Linked DNA regions of Homo sapiens: region 1 is linked to region 2. A link is an interaction called in ENCODE POLR2A ChIA-PET data of the cell type or tissue named here. Cell type or tissue: K562. All regions are shown on one strand. Links, peaks and the distances in the headings refer to the core of each region. The heading gives the core; the rest is flanking DNA.

Region 1 (2,918 bases), core at 167-2,666, 670 kb before region 2:
AATAAATATGTCTGTGTCCTCAAGGTATGTATAGACTATGAAAGAACCCATGATAATCTGAACTCTCAGAATCAGAATGTTGTAGAAGGGGTAAGATTCAGAGTATGTTTAGAGTGAAGATATACAGATGGAGGGAAGGTCAATGGGAGGGCTTCAAGTTTAAGAGAGAGATGAGTAAGCAGGCAAGAACAGATGAAGCATTTCATAAAGGGAAAGCCAGCTAGGGTTGGCTCAAGGAATAGCTAGGAAAATGGGGTGATGATGGTATACATGGGTGAAGGGAACTGGGGGAGAACTTAAAGCAAAATGAATTATAGGCATAATACATGACAAATGGGGTAAGCCAGAGAGTGGACGAGAGGGATGGATGATCTTTGCCACAAAGCAGCTCTCTAGGCAGAGTAGAGAGTGAAGCCTGTATTTTCCCCAGATGAAGGAGTGGCCCCGCTGAGCTGGGCCACTACATGCTGCAGCCATAAAAGCCATATCTCTGATCACAGCGAACTCACAGGCCAGTGAGCCCAGATATCAAGCATGCACAGACAAAGGAAACCTGAAGACACTCGACTGCAAAATTGAAGGTAACATAAGAACCCCCAAATAAGACTAAGCTGCCTTCAGTCTTAGTAGTACTAGTTTGCATGCCAAACAAATGAACAAACAAACCAACAAACCCTGACCTCCCCTTCCCCCATCCCCAAACCTTGAAAAGTAGCAGAGTATGTGCAGACCATGATGAAGGAGTTTCAGGGCATAATGCACAGCAAAACTTCCTCCAGACAGACAAGAGTCCCTTCGTCCCAAATCCCTCAGTTCACCAGGGGTGTTTAAGCCCAGAGGCTCTCTCTTTTCTCCTCCCCATCAATCTCTCTGTCTCTGTCACCTTCACCATTTCTCTTCTACCGCCTCCTCTTTCTTTCTCTCCAAACCAAGCCCTCAGACCTCAACCCAACCCTCTCTTCTTTCCATGAGTTCTGGCCCTTCCCCCTGAGGGTGATGCCCCTTTTTCATCTTTCCCCTTTTGCATCACTTACCCCCAAGCTTCCTCCAACCCACACCTCTTAGAAAGTAGAGAAAAGTAAAGAATTCTAAAATTTCTCATTGAATGTCTTCACTCTTGCTACTAACCAAAAAGCAAAAGACATTAGAACTCATGGAAGAAAATTGAGAATCAATTACCTACCAATACAATAGATATTTCAGTTTTCCAGAGGGAAAGGGCATTGGGAAGGGGGGAAGGGGAGAAGGGGGAAGAAGGAAAGAGAGAACAATGGCTCCACTATCATTTGTATGTATGTATGTTTCTCCCATGGATTATGGACCATGCCACACATTGCTGAAGCCTGTATCTTCCACAGCGCCTTAGCAGGTAGAAATACTTGAATGAATGAGTGAATGAATAAATGGACACATGAGCATAGCAAATGAGGCATTGAGTGCAGTGAGATTGCTCCTAGCTGTCTGATGACAGTCCTGGTTCACTGTTACTCACTGTAGATGGAGACAGCTTCTTGGAAGCTATCCTGGACTCCAGCAGTTATCTCCAGGAACACTCTAGTTGTTCCTCCGGCAAGTGTGGTCTTGCAGAACAACATGATCATCAGCTAACTGCTGCAGGAATTCATAAGCCACCTTATGAAGTCAACACTTGGGTATCTGGTCTTATCCCAAAATTTCTTCAACTCAGGCCCTCTTGGTTGGACTTGTTGATTTCGTAAGTCAATAATCCCTTCACACTCTTACAAATAGTGTGGATTAAGTGGTATCAAGGTATAATCTCTTTCAAAGTTCTGTGCACAATACACACAATGCTTGTATCTCAAAGTTAACTTTTAAAAAATACCATAAACGTTATTACAAGGAAATCATTACTAACCTACAAAACCCTTAACACTCAGTATATCCCACGTGAGCTGCCTGCTAATCCTCTTTAAACCCTGCTCTCAGCATGGAATTCCTGAGCTGAAAACCCAGCTGCCCAGTGTCTGAAAAACTCTATACAGCATTGAAAGCTGGTCCCACTTTCCAGGCCACACTCCATGCATTCCCCATTGCTTCCAACATGCTGCCTCGCAATCAGGTGGTGGCCATTCTCATCTCTGTCCCTTTGTCCAGCCAGCTTCTTCTTCCCTGGAGTTTCTCTCTCTTTCCCCTCCTCTCTCTCCCAGCTGACTGAAATGGAGAAATTGGATGGGCAAAAGTTTCCTCCTAGAAGCTCTCTTCCAGGGAGCCTTCCTGACTGGTCCAGTCCTTGTAGCTTTCTGGGCTCCCTACATCCTCCCTTGCTCATGGTCAGCACAGCCCCACCTCGGGATTCATCGGCATATCTCTCCAGGCAGGCAGTACCTTCCTCCTGGAAGTACCCATATCTTTTACTTCTCTCTGTCTCTCAGAATACTTAACACATTGCTTTTTGCATAATGGCTATTACTGCAAAACTCTGATTGAGTCAGAGGAACTAAATCCATTTGTTTAAGGACTTGCAGTTCATCCTGTTGTTCCTCAGGTGATGGGCACTGGGAGAATGATGGGCACTGGGAGAATGATAGGCGTAACCAAGATGGAGGGTCTAGGCCTAATTCCAGGCCTCTTTCTCACGATTCTTCTTGAAGATCCTGTTTTCATCTTATTTTTAGGATGGGTAGTGGAGCACATGGCAAGATCCTAAGAAGTCATGTTTCCACTAAATTAATATATGCACACATTGTTATAAACTAAGCTATACATGCTTAGTTTATATTCTCTTAGAATTTCTAAGAGGTAAAGATTACAATGAGAGGAAGGAGAGTTGAGGAAGCTCTCCTCAAAGTACAAGCACTCCTCTCTTTCCAGGGAATCTCATAGATTACATTATAGAGATAAATGTGGGTAACAGGTAAGAATGCTGTGTAATAGCAATACCCAGAGGCAAAGAATGT
Region 2 (2,918 bases), core at 136-2,635:
TTTTCACTTTATTTACTAACTAGTATTACCTACCTGCACATGCACATTACACCACTGTTATGTTTTATTTTGATGCATTTGTACTGAACCATGTTCGCCAAAAGTCACTAAGATTAAATACAAAGTTAATCACTATTACAAAACTTTTTAACTGAATGACCTCAACATCACTATAATTGGGATGGGTGACAAAGAGAAGATAAAAAAGTTCATAATATCTCCAAAGTATAATGGTTAAAGTGACCTCTGGAACCTTCCTCTTTCTATTTGGTTCTAAATGGAGATCAGGCATCCCATTGTGCAAAGATAAGGACAGAAAATCTGACACGCACATTCCTACATATCACATACACGGAAGGAAAAGCCTGAATGTTTCTGCAGCTGCCAGAACATAGAGAACTTTCAGGATTCACCCAAATGGATCACCTAACCAGAATCTTTCCAAAGGATCCTTGAAATGACCATAATATTAAGTGTATTTATAGCTCTATGGTCATATTTCTAAATGAATAAATCTTATATGTCAGTCTTTCCTACATACTTTCCCTAGAAGATCAAACCTGTTCTCTTGGCTTTGTTGAACATTTTCACTTAGGGGACACTTTCTAAAAACGATTAGCTAGCTCCCTCCTTTTCTTGTATCTAGAACCATGAATGCCCTAAATTCTTAAATTTGAAAGGAGAAAAACATTTTTTCTTCTCCATCTTACCACATTGCAAGATTTAAACAGTATCTCCTCATTGCTTAAGCAAACTCCTCAATTCAAGCTCTGGTATCTGGAATATTATAATTGGTTTCATTTAGTTCATCAAACCTAAAAGATCTTAGAAATCACTAAGGTCACTTGCAGGGCCCTTCTCCTTCAATAATTTTTTAAGTGTTCACCCAAAAACATTTGTCTCATCTGTAGGTTTGATACTGCTGGTTTTTCATTGGCTTCTTTATCTTTAGTTAAAATATGTCCTTTTGAAATCTTTTTTCTGTTAGCATATTCAGTCAAGGAAACTTTTTAATTGTTCAATTTCTCATTTTTCTTCCACCTGCTCAACTAAAATTTCCTAGTTTTGAAATGTATCTTCTGATTAATAATTGAGGAAGTTTACTGTATGTCCTCAAACAACTTGATCCTCCCAATCCTTCCCGGCAGTTCTTCCCAAATATGAGTGATCACAAGATTCACTACAAAGGGAAGAGAGGTGTCTCTTATTCAAAACACACACTCCTGAGCTCCACTGGACACCTAAAGATTCAAAAATTAGGTGGAGAATTTGTATTTTTAAGTGCCTCAGATGATTCTTATGGTCTGGTAAGACTCTTTGTTCAAATTAAGGAAATAACGAAATGCAAGTGGACTCTAGTACACTGAACTTATTTCTATTCTCATTTTAAAAGAGTCTGAGTGACCCTTATTTCTTCTGTTTCTTGTTCTTAAGTGTTATATTTTTTCACTGTTTAGCCCATTTTCAATCACCACTGTTAGCACCATCACAACAGTCAATACACCCACCAGATGGCACACAGACACTGTTTACAGGCCTAGTAAAAGAGAAAGCACAGAAAGCAGCACATTTTATCTCATACCAACAGCCACTGAATGGCTAGAGTTGATCAAGACAGCTGAGTGCAACCACAAGGATCAGAATTTATGAGTACTCAAATACCCAAGAGTACTTCACTGGAAATTACTCTCATGAAGAAGCTCACAGTCCGAGAGGGTAGCCAGACAGGGGTAACAGATAAATCCTTTTAAATTTACAGTTAAGTGAGATATTTTTCTAATATTTATAAGAGGTGACCATGACTGCAGACAGACTTTGAATTAAAAAGCTGGGTTCCTGGGCCGGGCACAGGTGGCTCACGCCTGAATCCCAGCACTTTGGGAGGCCAAGGCGGGTGGATTACGAAGTCAGGAGTTTGAGACTAGCCTGGCCAACGTGGTGAAACCCCATCTCTAGTAAAAATACAAAAATTAGCCGGGCGCAGTGGCATGCGCCCGTAGTCCCAGCTACTCAGGAGGCTGAGGCAGGAGAATTGCTTGAACCCGGGAGGCGGAGGTTGCAGTAAGCCAAGATCGTGTCACTGCACTCCAGCCTGGCAACGCAGTGAGACTCCCTCCGTCTCAAAAAAAAAAAAAAAAAAAAAGAAAAAGAAAAGAAAAAGAAAAAAAGTTGGGTTTTTAAAATAAGTTTTTTTATTTATTTGAGATAGAGTCTTGTTGTGTCACCTAGGCTGGAGTGCAGTGGCGTGATCTCAGCTCACCGTAACCTCCGCCTCCCGCGTTCAAGTGAATCTCCTGTCTCAGCCTCCTGAGTAGCTGGGATTATGGGCGTGTGCCACCACATCTGGCTTTTTTTTTTTCTTGTATTTTTAGTAGAGACAGGGTTTCGCCATGTTGTCCAGGCTGGTCTCGAACTCCTGACCTCAAGTGATCCACCTGCCCCGGCCTCCCAATGTGCTGGGATTACAGGCGTGAACCACCACGCCTGGCTGGGGGGTACTTAAAATAAACGTAAAACTTTAGGATACAAATTCAAAGGGACCAAGGACCACCCATGAATTAAGAGTTCCAAAGCAGTTCTTCTCCTTAGCAAATAAAAGAGGGGATCGTTGTTTTATAATACCATGCACTAAGTAGCTCACTCAAAACTGCAGTAAGTTATTGATATTATAATCTCAACAATATATTCTACTTGAGGGCTATTACTGAAGCTACATTTAAATCACATTGTGAAATGCAAGAAATCTTAAAGTTAGACATCAATGTCAACAAAATCTCTTTGTATTAAAAATTTATCCATTAAAGATTTTTAAATTTTTTTTGAGACAGGGTCTTGCTCTGTTGCCTAGGCCGGAGTGCAGTGGCATGATCTCCACTCACTGCAGCCCTGACCTGGGCTCAAGGGATCCTCCCACCTCA

What was found. ChIA-PET counts read pairs that join two places held together with the same protein. Peaks named below come from ENCODE experiments on the same cell type or tissue, not always from the same donor. Only the 100,000 strongest peaks of a DNase experiment are listed, where the experiment ranks them.
Region 1: POLR2A ChIA-PET joins it to region 2 with 5 read pairs; 1 of 35 experiments calls an interaction of 5 or more read pairs at or near these places.

What each region holds. Positions count from the first base shown.
Region 1 is chr3:141,352,327-141,355,244 of GRCh38, forward strand. It overlaps a transcript of ZBTB38 not described here. Among named protein-coding and RNA genes, the nearest start is that of ZBTB38, 15 kb to the right of the region's middle. In K562, for the core only: no CTCF peak of the experiment used is centred there; DNase peaks (open chromatin) are centred at 205, 475 and 1,515.
Region 2 is chr3:142,021,001-142,023,918 of GRCh38, forward strand. The region is part of intron 3 of TFDP2 (transcription factor Dp-2); the gene reads right to left. Among named protein-coding and RNA genes, the nearest start is that of TFDP2, 130 kb to the right of the region's middle. RefSeq lists an enhancer at 1,412-1,471 and a silencer at 1,427-1,721. In K562, for the core only: a CTCF peak has its summit at 1,516 (motif pointing right); a DNase peak (open chromatin) is centred at 1,591.